Regions from separate parts of the Homo sapiens genome. Here region 1 is linked to region 2. The links are chromatin contacts, found by POLR2A ChIA-PET in ENCODE. All regions are on one chromosome and are shown on one strand. Each heading gives the region's core, a stretch centred on a gene start or an enhancer-like site at or near the end of the contact. The rest is flanking DNA. Distances are from core to core; before and after follow the strand shown. Region 1 has its middle 16 kb from the start of PTPN1. Region 2 has its middle 38 kb from the start of PELATON.

What was found. ChIA-PET counts read pairs that join two places held with the same protein, here RNA polymerase II (POLR2A).
Region 1: POLR2A ChIA-PET joins it to region 2 with 16 read pairs in activated naive CD4-positive, alpha-beta T cell. The contact joins two enhancer-like sites. POLR2A ChIA-PET finds 5 or more read pairs at or near these places in 5 of 52 experiments (HEK293T, MCF 10A, Panc1 and 2 more).

The regions. Positions count from the first base shown.
Region 1 is chr20:50,490,843-50,497,021 of GRCh38, reverse strand. No RefSeq gene overlaps it. Among named protein-coding and RNA genes, the nearest start is that of PTPN1, 16 kb to the left of the region's middle. Within about 2 kb of position 3,446, at least 3 of the 41 ENCODE cell types and tissues checked have a DNase peak (open chromatin) inside an H3K27ac peak, as active enhancers do.
Region 2 is chr20:50,226,902-50,232,977 of GRCh38, reverse strand. No RefSeq gene overlaps it. Among named protein-coding and RNA genes, the nearest start is that of PELATON, 38 kb to the left of the region's middle. Within about 2 kb of position 3,562, at least 2 of the 41 ENCODE cell types and tissues checked have a DNase peak (open chromatin) inside an H3K27ac peak, as active enhancers do.

The sequences.
Region 1 (6,179 bases), core at 2,197-4,696, 260 kb before region 2:
TGAATGCTTGTCAAATAAATATATGAAGAATTAATCATCACATCCCATTTTATCACCTCCCTAAACAGAGTCATTTTCCCTCCCCACTGCCTTCCTGCATTCCTCTAGGGCAAGATGGTTCTTGCAGAGAGAGAGAGAGAGAGAGTGAGAATGAAGAAGAGGTTAACCCAATTGTCATTTCCAAAGCAGCTGTTAATCCCTGCCTTCTTAAATTACCCTTATTGTACCCACTTTCAGCCTCAATGTTGGGTCAGCACTGAGGCAACTCTGACTTTGGTCTCCTTTAAAAAAAAGGAAAAAGAAGGAAGGAGGGAGAGAAGGAAACTCTGCCTGTATTCAAACCATTTCAAGAAACATGGTTGAACTAAAGAGAGAAGCAATTTAAAGTGGGTGTTTTCACACGCAGAGCTGGAAGTTCTAGCATTGGAGGTAGGACATTTTTGTTGTTCTTATTTCTTTTTCTTATCACAAAAGGAATACTCATTTAATGAAGAAAACTTGAAAAGTGCATATAAAAGAGACACAACTTACTTTTTTTTTTTTTTTTTAAACGGAGTTTCACTCTTGCTACCCAGGCTGGAGTGCAATGGAGCGATCTTGGCTCACCGCAACCTCTGCCTCCCAGGTTCAAGCAATTCTCCTGCCTCAGCCTCCCTAGCAGCTGGGATTACAGGCACGCACCACCATGCCTGGATAATTTTGTATTTTTAGTAGAGACAGGGTTTCTCCATGTTGGTCAGGCTGGTCTCGAAATCCCGACCTCAGATGATCTGCCTGTCTCGGCCTCGCAAAGTGCTGGGATTACAGGCGTGAGCCACTGCGCCTGGCCCACAACTTACTTTTAACTCTTACTACCTGTGCTGGTCACTGCTCACGTGTTGTGTGTGTGTTTTTTGTTTTGTTTTGTTTTTGTTTGAGACGGAGTCTCACTCTGTCCCTCAGGCTGGAGTGCAGTGGTGCGATCTCGGCTCACTGCAAGCTCTGCCTCACGGGTTCACGCCATTCTCCTGCCTCAGCCTACCGAGTAGCTGGGACTACAGGCGCCCGCCACCATGCCCGGCTAATTTTTTTTTTGTATTTTTAGTAGAGACGGGGTTTCGCCGTGTTAGCCAGGACGGTCTCGATCTCCTGACCTTGTGATCTGCCCACCTCGGCCTCCCAAAGTGCTGGGATGACAGGCGTGAGCCACCGCGCCTGGCCACTGCTCACATTTTGGTAAGCACATTTTCACAAGTTCTTAGGTCTCTCTGTCACTTCATCTCGATCTTCATCCTCCCTTTATTCTAACCCCTCCCTTTCACTCTGTCTTTCTGAGGTCTCTGTCTCTCTCTTTCTCTTTTTATCAATTTTTTTTTTTTTTTTTTTTTTGGTGACAGAGTCTCACTCTGTTGCCCAGGCTGGAGTGGCACAATCTTGGCTCTTTGCAAGCTCTGTTTCCTGGGATCAAGTGATTCTCCTGCCTCAGCCTCCCAAGTAGCTGGGATTACAGGCATGTGCCACTACGCCCAGCTAACTTTTTGTATTTTTAGTAGAGACAGGGTTCACCATGTTGGCCAGGCTGGTCTTGAACTCCTGACCTCAGGTGATTCGCCCGCTCAGCCTCCCAAAGTGCGAAAGAGATAAATACCCCAGCTCCTTGCTTCTCAGGTATGGCAATGTGGAGGCATGGCCCTTACATGGGTGGGTTTGAGCCCCACTGGCCCACATGCTCATTCATGTCCCTTCCCAGACATTATTTGAAGACATTATTTGAAGACATCAGGAGCATTTTTACTGTTTAAGCCACTTTGGATTGGCTTGCTACTTGCAGTTGAGAGCATGCTAACTGGTACATGGTCTTTGTCTTCTGTCTCTATCTTCCTGTAGCCCTATGGGTCTGAAGTTCAGCCATATTCCTTCCCCAGAGCCCTAGTTGCCTTGGAAGTCAAGATCTTTTAGAAGCCACCTGCATCAACTTTTCACCACTGTCCTAAATCAGAAACTTCGTGGTCACTTCCCCACTCCTCACCTGCTGCCTCCAAGGATCTCCTCAGGAATAAATTACTTGCATTTAAATCCTTGTCTCAGAGTTGGCTTCTGGAGGAACTCAGATGAAGATGGCAGACTTATCACTTTTCCTTTTGTCTAACTAAAAGGCTTCAAATAGAAATCAATTATTCAACTGATTATGAATCCAAAAATTTCTGGCATATTTGAAAGAGCAGATCATCCCGACTTTTAGTCCTCAAGATATCAAAAATATTGCATCTCCATCTAGCACCTCCCCCCCCATTACACACCTGCTTTGTGCTAGGCACTTTACATGTGCAACAGGATGATGTTAGGGGTGCTCTGAGTCTCTTGGCCTAAGTTCAAAGGTCATTCAGCAGTTGGGGTCAGCCACCTTCCTTCACGGCTCGCTGTGGAGCCATTTCAGCAGAATGGCAGCCCATCCTTATGCCCATTCTACCGTGGGCGTCAAGGAGAAGGGGAAAGAGAGCACGTCTTGCTTCTCCTGCTCCCCCTACCCATTGTCCCAGCTCCAAGCCACTAGAATCATGAGTCTGGCTTGAACTGGGTGACATGGGGCCAGGGGATCTAAAAGAACTTTGAATCAGATCTGAGAATGAAGTTTTTTCCAAGGAAATTTATATTGAACTATAAAACACATACAGAAAAGTATATGTGTGTACATGCACACAGATATATCATAAGTGCACGGCTCAGTGAATTTCCCCAGACTAAACATGCTCACATAACCTGCACCCAGATCAAGATACAGAACTCTCCCAGCCCCTCAGAAAGCTACCTAGTAACCCTCCTAGTCACTACCCTTTGCCAAGGGTGACCACTATCCTGCTAACACCCTGGATTGCTTTTGCCTGTTTTTGAACTTCACATAAATGGAATCATGCCGTGCATGCTTTTTGGTGTCTGTCTTCGTTTGTTCGACATCATGACCATGAGACTGGGTCTCGTTGTGCTTCACTGGTTGAGACTGACATTCTAATTGGAGGAGATTTGGGTTTTAAGACCTGAAATAGACAGCTTTGGTAACCAAAGAGTCAGTCAGGCATGCTATGGAATTGTTGAGAGGCTGGTTGAGGAAGCCCATTCTTTAATAGCTCCGTGACTTTGGGCAACTCATTTAAGTTCTTTTTTCTCTATTTCTGTAAAATGGAGATAACTATTGGTCCCTACCTCAGAAGCTCATTGTGAAGATTTGGTGAGTAATATATGCCAAGAGCTTAGGCAAGTGCCTGGCACAGAGGCGGGGCCACCTGGGAGCTTGCCGCTACCTCTGCTCCTGCCTCTACTACCACTACTCTGTTATTCTGATCATTCCCCAGAGGGAAAAAGGAAATTTCAACAGAGACCATTTGGTAGCAATTATTGTAAAAATAAAGTGGTTTCGTAGTTACACCTCAACAAGTTGAGACGTACCCCTGAACCAGTTAGACATGTGTCACCTCAGTTAAAGTTCACATCAGCCCTGAGAAGTGAATGCTTGTTTGACAAATGAGGCAACTGAGGCTCAGAGGGAGAAGCAACGCACTCCCTCAACTCACTCCCACAGGGTTACAGAGCGAGCTGGTGGTGGAGCCAGGGTCTCTGTGACCCTGTGTGCTGTTCTCCTTGCCCTTTTACCTAATTCTCCTGCTGGAGCTGGTGGTCCTTAGGATGCACTGGGATGACCCCATTGGACTGCCTTTGGCATGACCTTCTAAAGCATGTGGTGCTGCTTTAGAACTTATCAAAATATTTTCTGTGTGGATTTCCCATCAGCCTGTTCACATGAGGCTTAATCTTTCTTGTGGGTCTCATAAGTAGCACTTTATGAAATACCAGGTGAGTCAGTCATACTCAGCAAACGAGTTTTATGATGACTAAGAATGTTGGGGCTTTTTGCTGAAATTAGCCAACTGAGGTAACAGAATTCTTCCATTGCATATCACAGAAATTGGTTCTGGTCAGGCCGGGTGTGGTGGCTCATGCCTATAATCCCAGCACTTTGGGAGGCCGAGGCAGGCGGATCTCCTGAGGTTAGGAGTTCAAGACCAGCCTGGCCAACATGGTGAAACCCCATCTCTACTAAAAACACAAAAAATTAGCTGGGCCTGGTGGCGGGCGCCTGTAATCCCAGCTACTCGGGAGGCTGAGACAGGAGAATCGGTTGAACCTGGGAGGTGGAGGTTGCAGTGAGCCGAGATGGCGCCACTGCACTCCAGCCTGGGCAACAAGGACGAAACTGCGTCTAAAAAAGAAAAGAAAGAAAGAAGGAAAAAGAAACTGGTTCTTACCAACAGAAACAGAAAAGGAATTTGTTAGAAGGATATAAGGTGCTTTTTAGAAATGGAGCAAGAAAGCTCTGAAACCAAGTTTAGAAAGAATTGGCCACATGATGCGCTGGGGGATCTTGCTGGCATCAACTCACGAGTGTGCTCTTCAGCTCTGAGGGTGCGGCACTCAGGACGCTTTGGCTGCAAGTAACAGAAAACTCAACTCAACCTGGCTTAAGCAGTAAGGGAGTTTATTGTAGGAAGGGCAACACCAAGGTTGGTTGATTCAGAGGTTCAAGAATGTAATTGAGATCCAGGGTTCTCTCTCTTTCTTCCCATTACTATCCATGTGTTGGCTTTATCTGAAAACTGGTTCCCTGTGGCTGCAAAACGGGGCACGCTGCCAGTAGTGATTATGACGGTAAGATCATTTGCTAAATCATCCAGTGCGAAAGAGAGGGAGTGTCTCCCCATAGCTCTCTCTTGAGAGTAAGGAAATGTTACTGCCAGAAGTCCCCAAGAAATCTATCCTGGTGTCTTTTTTTTTTTTTTTTTTTGAGGCAGGGTCTCACTGTGTTGCCCAGGCTGGAGTGTAGTGGCGTGATCATGGCTCACTGCAGCATCAACCTCCTGGGCTCAAGCAATCCTCCCACCTCAGCCTCCTGAATAGCTGGGACTACAGGAGTGCACCACCACACCCAGGTAATTAAAACTTTTTTTTTTTTTTTTTGTAGAGACAGGGTCTCACTATATTGTTCAGGCTGAACTTGAACTCCTGGCCTCAATGATCCTCCCACCTCAGCCTCCCAAAGTGCTGGAAATACAAGTGTAAGCCACTGCAGCCAGCTCCCCTGGTGTCCTATTGGGCAAAACTGGCTTGGGCCTGTTCACTCCTGAACCAATCATCAGCAAGAGGCACAAGGGATGATTTTGGCCCCCAGGGGACATTTGACAACGTGTGAAGACATTTTTGGTTATCATAACTAGGAGAGGTGCTAGTGGCATCTCGTGGGTAGAATCTGGGGCTGCATCTATATATCCTATAATGGACAGGACAGCTCCTTCCCATCCCTTGCACACAGAAAAGAATGAACTCTCCCCAAATATCAACAGTCCTGATATTGAGAAACCTTGGCTTAGACAAATCAGGCACATCCCTGCTCCTGGGATATAATAGCCTGGTGAGAGTCATCCACAGTTTCCACTGCAAACTTTCTTTCAGAACTTTTTTTTGTCATTCTGTTTGAGATTGAAATTTCAGAGAGGGTTTGTTTGGCTTGGCCTGGGTTACATACCCATTTACAGAATAGTAGAGGACAAGGCACTGTGGTTGACCTGAAGCTCCTCCACAGGAAGCTTGGGATACTGGCATGGGAAGTGGAACGGATGTTAAACAAGCAACAACAACAAAAAAGCCCACCTCAACTGGGATGAACTTCCTCAGTGACATTCCTTACAAAGAAGAGGGAGACATCCTGGAATGATATGGGGGAGGGGTGGGGAGAGGGACAGTATGATATATATTAGCTTGACTTTATTATTTTTGTGTATATTTTTGGAGATGGAGTCTTGCTCTGTTGCCAAGGCTGGAGGGCAGTGGCACGATCTTGACTCACTGCAACCTCCACCTCCCGGGTTCAAGTGATTCTTCTGCCTCAGCCTCCCGAGTAGCTGGGATCACAGGCATGTGCCACCATACCCAGCTAATTCTTGTATTTTTAGTAGAGACAGGCTTTCACTGTGTTGGCCAGCCTGGTAGCTTGACTTTAGAGATGACTGTCATCAATTCCTTCCCTCCCCATATGTGTGTGCCACTCCTCCTTGAGATAGGGGGTCTAATCCTCAGCCCCCTTGAATTTGGCCTGGGCTTGACCTTGTGACTGTTTTGACCAATAGAAAATAGTGGAAATGATGCTGGGT
Region 2 (6,076 bases), core at 2,313-4,812:
TACATAAGAACTGGGGGGCTTCAGTTCAGGTGCTCGGGGGGGCCACACTGAGGAAGTGAGGCAACTTTAGAGTTGAGGACCCATGGAGGAGATGGGGCTGTCATGAGGAGAGTGTTCCAGGCAGAGGGACAGCACGTGCAAAGGTCCTGGGGTGGGAGACTGCTGCTGGAGGAGGCTGGTGCAGGGGCAAGAAGGCAGAGTCATGGGAGGTGAGGCCAGGGAGGCAGGGGAGGCTGGGGCAGATCCAGCAGAGCTTCTTGGGGCACAGTGAGGAGCCCAGATTGCATCCTCGGGACGGAGGGCAGCCACGGGAGAATTCTCAGCATTGGAGGGACGAAGGTGGGATCCTCTCCCCACAGCAGCACACAGGGCCGTTCAATGCACACACGTTGAATCAAAATCCCAATGATGGCCAGGCACAGTGGCCCACACCTGTAACCCTGCCACTGCCCAGCACTCTGGGAGGCCCAGGTGGGTGGATCACTTGAGGCCAGGAGCTTGAGACCAGCCTGGCCAACATGGCGAAACCCTGCCTCTACTAAAAATACAAAAATTAGCCAGACACGGGGGTGTGTGCCTGTAGTCCCAGCTACTCGGGAGGCTGAGACAGGAGAATCACTTGAACCCAGGAGGCGGAGGTTGCAGTGAGCCGAGATCATACCACTGCACTCTAGCCTGGGCAACAGAGCGAGACTCTTTCTCCAAAAAAAAAAAAAAAAAAAATTCCCAATGGCTGAAGAAGACCCCAGTGATACCACCTGCCTGTCTGTAGAATATGTTCCTACCCGTGTCTCAAATCCTTCCTTGGGCCTCAGTTTCTCCCTTTGAATAGTGGACGGGCACTCCCAACTCAAGTGGTGATGATGATTTAAATCCCACAAACAGAGAAAGAAGGCCCTGAGCACCTACTGTGTGCTGGGGGGCAGGGGCCGGCCTCCAGGAGGCACCTGCCATGGGCATTTTGCATAAGATGTCCGGCTGCTCCTGAGGCCTCTGGAGCACCAAAGCCTGTGTTCAGGTCCCAGTTCCGCTCCTTAGGATGTCTTGGCCTCTCTGGGCCTCAGTTTCCTCATCTACAAAATAGGGTTGATAATAATACCTACCTCATGGAATCGTTGTGAGGATTAAATTCATTGATACCTGTAAGGTAAGGAAACAAGGACTGGACCAGAATAAGTGCTCAATTTCTGGTCATTTTTATGGTTAATTTCCTAAACTCTCTCCTTAAGCTCCCCACCTGTCTGCTCCCCACCAGCCCCCTAGCGCTGGATTTCTCGGCTCTGTCCCTACACAATAAGTCCAGTCTCACCTCTGAGCTCTATGCGTCCCCCAGCAGCCAGGAAGGTGTTTAAAATGACACTTCTCTGCTCAGTACTGCAGTGTCTCCCCCTGTCCAGGCCAGGTCCTCCCTGGGGGATTGTGCCTGTCCCCCGGCCACACTTACACCATCCTCATTCTCCACTCCTCCCTCCAGCTGGAGCAACCTCTGGGTCTCAGAGGGTTCCATCCACCCTGCCTCGGCCACTTTGCACGTGCTGTTCCCTCTGCCCAGGACACCCTTCCTCCCACTGTTCTGCCTGCGCTGACTCTTCCTTCTGTGGGGAACCATCTGGGGCTTTCTGGGGCTGCCACAGACTGCTCATGCGGTGCCCTGTGTTTCCCATATGACAGCACCAGCTGAAAGGACATGTCAGGGTCCCCAGCTAAACTGGGAACACCTGGAGGCTAACTCCTTCTCTGCAAGGCTTGGAGGCTGTCTGGGGAAGGCAGGTGGCAATCACAGTGGGGGTCTACTGTGAGTCGAGAGAGTTGAGGTGAGTCGAGTGAATACACTTAACTTAAACTGACTTTAGCCAGGTGCAGTGGCTCAAGCCTGTAATCCCAGCACTGTGGGAGGAGGCCAAGGCAGGAGAATCACTTGAGGCTAGGAGTTTGAGACCAGCCTGGACAACATAGTGAGACCCTATCCCTACAACAAATAAAATTTGAAAATTAACCAGGCATGGTGGCATGTACCTGTAGTCCCAGCTACTCAAGAAGCTGAGGCAAGAGGATTCCTTGAGCCCGGGAAGTCGAGGCTGCAGTGAGCTATGTTCTTGCCATTGTACTCCAACCTGGGTGACAGAGCAAGACCCTATCTCTAAAAAGGTAACAAATAAATAAAAACTTGGCCAGGTGCGTTGGCTCACGCCTGTAATCCCAACACTTTGGGAGCCCAAGGTGGACAGATCACCTGAGGCTGGGAGTTCGAGACCAGCCTGACTAACATGGAGAAACCCTGTCTCTACTAAAAATACAAAATTAGCCGGGCGTGGTGGCACATGCCTGTAATCCCAGCTACTCGGGAGGCTGAGGCAGGAGAATCACTTGAACCTGGGAGGCGGAGGTTGCAGTGAGCCTAGATCGAGCCATTGCCCTTCAGCCTGGGCAACAAGAGCGAAACTCCATCTCAAAAAAAAAAAAAAAAAAAAACTTGTAAAAGTTGAGATGAGGTGTGTTGAGGAGCTGGGTGGAGCTGAGCTGAGCATTCAACAGAGCAGGATTGACTTGAGCTGAGCTGAGGTGGGTGGGATTGCAGTGAGTGGCGCTGAGCTGAAGTAAACTGAGGTGAACTGAGGTCAGCTGAGCTGAGCGGAGGTGAGGTGAGTTAAGCAGAGTTAGTTGGGTTGAGTTGAGTCAGGTAGAGGTGAGTTTTCACCTGAACTGCGCTCTGCTGAGTGGAGGGGCGCAGGGCTGATGTCAGTCGTGCTGATGAGCTGGGTTGTGTCAAACTGAGCAAAGGAGGGTTGAGTGGAGACACATTAAGCTGAGTCGAGTTCAACTAAACACAATGAGTGGAGTTCTGTTGAGTTGAATTCAGTTGAGGTATTGCGTGGATTCAAATCAAGTTAAGGTGAGTTTATTTTTATTTATTTATTTATTTATTTTTGAGATGGAGTCTCGCTCTGTCACCCAGGCTGGAGTGCAGTGGAGCCACCTCTGCTCACTGCAACCTCCGCCTCCTGAGTTCAAGCGATTCTCCTGCCTCAGCCTCCCGAGTAGCTGGGATTACAGGCACCTGCCACCACACCCAGCTAATTTTTGTATTTTTAGTAGAGACAGGGTTTCACCATGCTGGCCAGGCTGGTCTTGAACTCCTGACCTCAAATGATCCACCTGCCTCGGCCTCCCAAAGTGCTGGGATTACAGGCATGAGCCACCGCACCCGGCCTATCTTCGCTTTATACATAAAAAAATTAAGATGTTTTTTACCCCATAAGAATTAATTTCCACCCCTGTGGGGGCAATGTCACCTCCACACACACACACCCAAATGCCCGAGAGAATGCCTAAGTCAGGCTGAGCAGAGGCAAGGAGAGGGATCCGTCTACAAAAAGGATCTGTTTTGACTTCCTGGAGGAGGCAGTCTCTGGCGTGGATTGTGATTACCACAAGGCTGAGGCCCAGGCCAAGGCCAGCCCAACCTCAGTTGGAGTTCTCCTTCCACCACGCCCTGTTTCCTTCTCCCCTCCTCCAGCCCCATTTCCTCACCTGTGAAATGAGATATAGTAACAGAAGAAACAACAAACGTACAGGCCCTGAAGCAGGTACCAGCTCGGCATATTGACTTTAGCTGAGGGAGGTTCCTGTGGTTGGAGGGGTGAAAGGGAGAGGAGGGGCGGTCAGTGGAGCTCCATCACGTCAAATCTTGCGGGACACGGGCAGGAGTTGAAGTCTATCCTGAGGACAATGGGGAGCTATGGGAGGATTCTGAGCAGGAGAAGGACGTGACGTGCATAAATGAAGCCTCTGGATGGACCCTGAATGGACTCCCCAGGGGCCCAGGACAGTGCACCTAGATGGCCGAGCTAATTGTCCATGCTCTGGCCACAGGGGGCAGAATCTGAGGCTCATGTTCACAGCCTCCTTTGTGGGAGACAGAACATCTGCCTCATACAGCAGAAAATTCTCCACACATAGGAAGGAGGTTCGGATTCTGGACAGTTGGAAGAAATGCCTCAAAACGCCCAACAGTAACAAGAAATAAACAATTGGACAGAGTGCTGTGGGGCTGGTTGGATAGAGGGAAAAAGGCCCAGGCCAGGCCTCTTGGGGTCTGCCCCAACCCCAAGACCCCAAGCCACCTCCCATACATACAAAGCCATGCCCTGGTCCCCAGTCTGGGGTGGCGGGCCCTGAACACTGCTGGGTCCCAGAACCTCATGCCAAGAGTTGCCTTCTTCACGGTATGTGTCACCTGCTTTCATTAACCACTAAAAGGGTGTTCCAGGCAGGGTGTGGAGGCTCACGCCTGTAATCCCAGCACTGTGGGAGGCCGAGGCAGGAGGATCACTGATCGAGACCAGCCCAGGCAGCATAGCAAGACCCTGTCTCTACAAAAAATTAAATTAAAAATTAGCCAGGCGGATGATGCAGTCTTGTCGTCCCAAGCTACTCGGGAGGCTGAGGTGGGAGGATCACTTGAGCCCAGGAAGTTGAGGAGGCAGTGAGCTGTGGTTGCGCCACTGCACTCCAGCCTGGGTGACAGAGTAAGACCCTCTTAAAAAAAAAGGCTGTTCCAGCAGCATGCACAGTGACACTCAAGGGGCCCCATGGGACACCCTCAACCCAGAGATTTCCCCTTTTGGAAAGACAAGCTCTACGGACAAGCAGACCCAGGTGCCCACCTAGGCTAGTGATGTCGCCTCTCTGAAACTGTTTCCTTACCGTGAAAGGGCCAGAGCCTTCCCCACCTTTCAATGGAAGAAAGTCACCTTCCCACCCAGGATGTCGGGGTGGCCTAACACTGGTCTTCAGAGTCACAAAGATCCTGATTTTATTCCCACTGTCCACACACCTGTTAGGTACCAGGAACCAAACTGGGTACTTTACATCTAGAGCTCTATATAATCCTCACGGCAGCCCATGGGGGCAGAGCCAGGACTCAGACCCAGGTCTGCCTGATATACAAACCCTTGCCTTAACCACTGGGCCATAGACCAGTGGATGCCAACCACTCCTTAGCGAGTGCCTACCGTGTGCCCAGCACTGTGCTGAGCAATCTACAGGAATTTCATGCCTCATCCTCACCACAAACCTCATGAAGTGAAACCATCTCCAAGTCCAGGTGAGAACACTGAGGCTCAAACAGGCGAGGAGCTTGCTCAAGAACAGGGAGATGCAGAACACTGAAATGTACACCCAGGTCTGTCTGAAGCTAAAATTCCAGTGCTTTCTACTATGCCACTAGTAAGAATGAAAATAGCTAGCATGTATTGTGCACCAGCTATATGCCTGGCCCTGCTCTATATACTTCATCTGCATCATCTCTCAGTCATCACCACACCCTGTGAGGGGGATGTAAATATTATCATCTCCATTTTCTTTTCTTTTTTTTTTTTTTTTTTTGAGACAGAGTCTTAGTCTGTCACCCAGGCTGGACTGCAGTGGCGTGATCTCGGCTCACTGCAACCTCTGCCTCCTGGGTTCAAGTGATTCTTGTGCCTCAGCCACCCGAGAAGCTGGGACTACAGGTGTGTACCACCATGCCCAGCTAATTTTTGTATTTAGTAGAGATGGGGTTTCACCATATTGGCCAGGCTGGTCTCGAACTCCTGGCCTCAGGTGATCTGGCCACCTCAGCCTTCCAAAGTGCTGGGATTACAGGCGTGAGCCACCATGCCCAGCCAATCATCTCCATTTTCAAAATGAGGAAACTGAGGTTCAGAGAGGGACATGAACCTGACCAAGTTCACACAGTGGGAAAGGTGCAGAGCTGAGATTCAAGCCCAGGGTAGCTGGCCCCAGCACCCATGTCCTTCATCTCCCATCTACAAACCTGGCTCCAGACACACCTCCTCCATGAAGCCTCTCAAGACTCATCCCTGTCTCTGCCACCCCATCCCCGCCTCTGCCACCCCATCCCCATTACTGCACATCCCCATAGGCTTTTCCATGTTTGTGTTTGCCATGGGCTGCAAGCAACGTCATTCCCAGAATATTTACTTTGACCTCCCCTAGTCTACCCACCAGCCTATACCCAGACAAGGGGCCCTGGACCAGCCAGAGCCCTGCCTGCTCCCTGATGATTAATTAA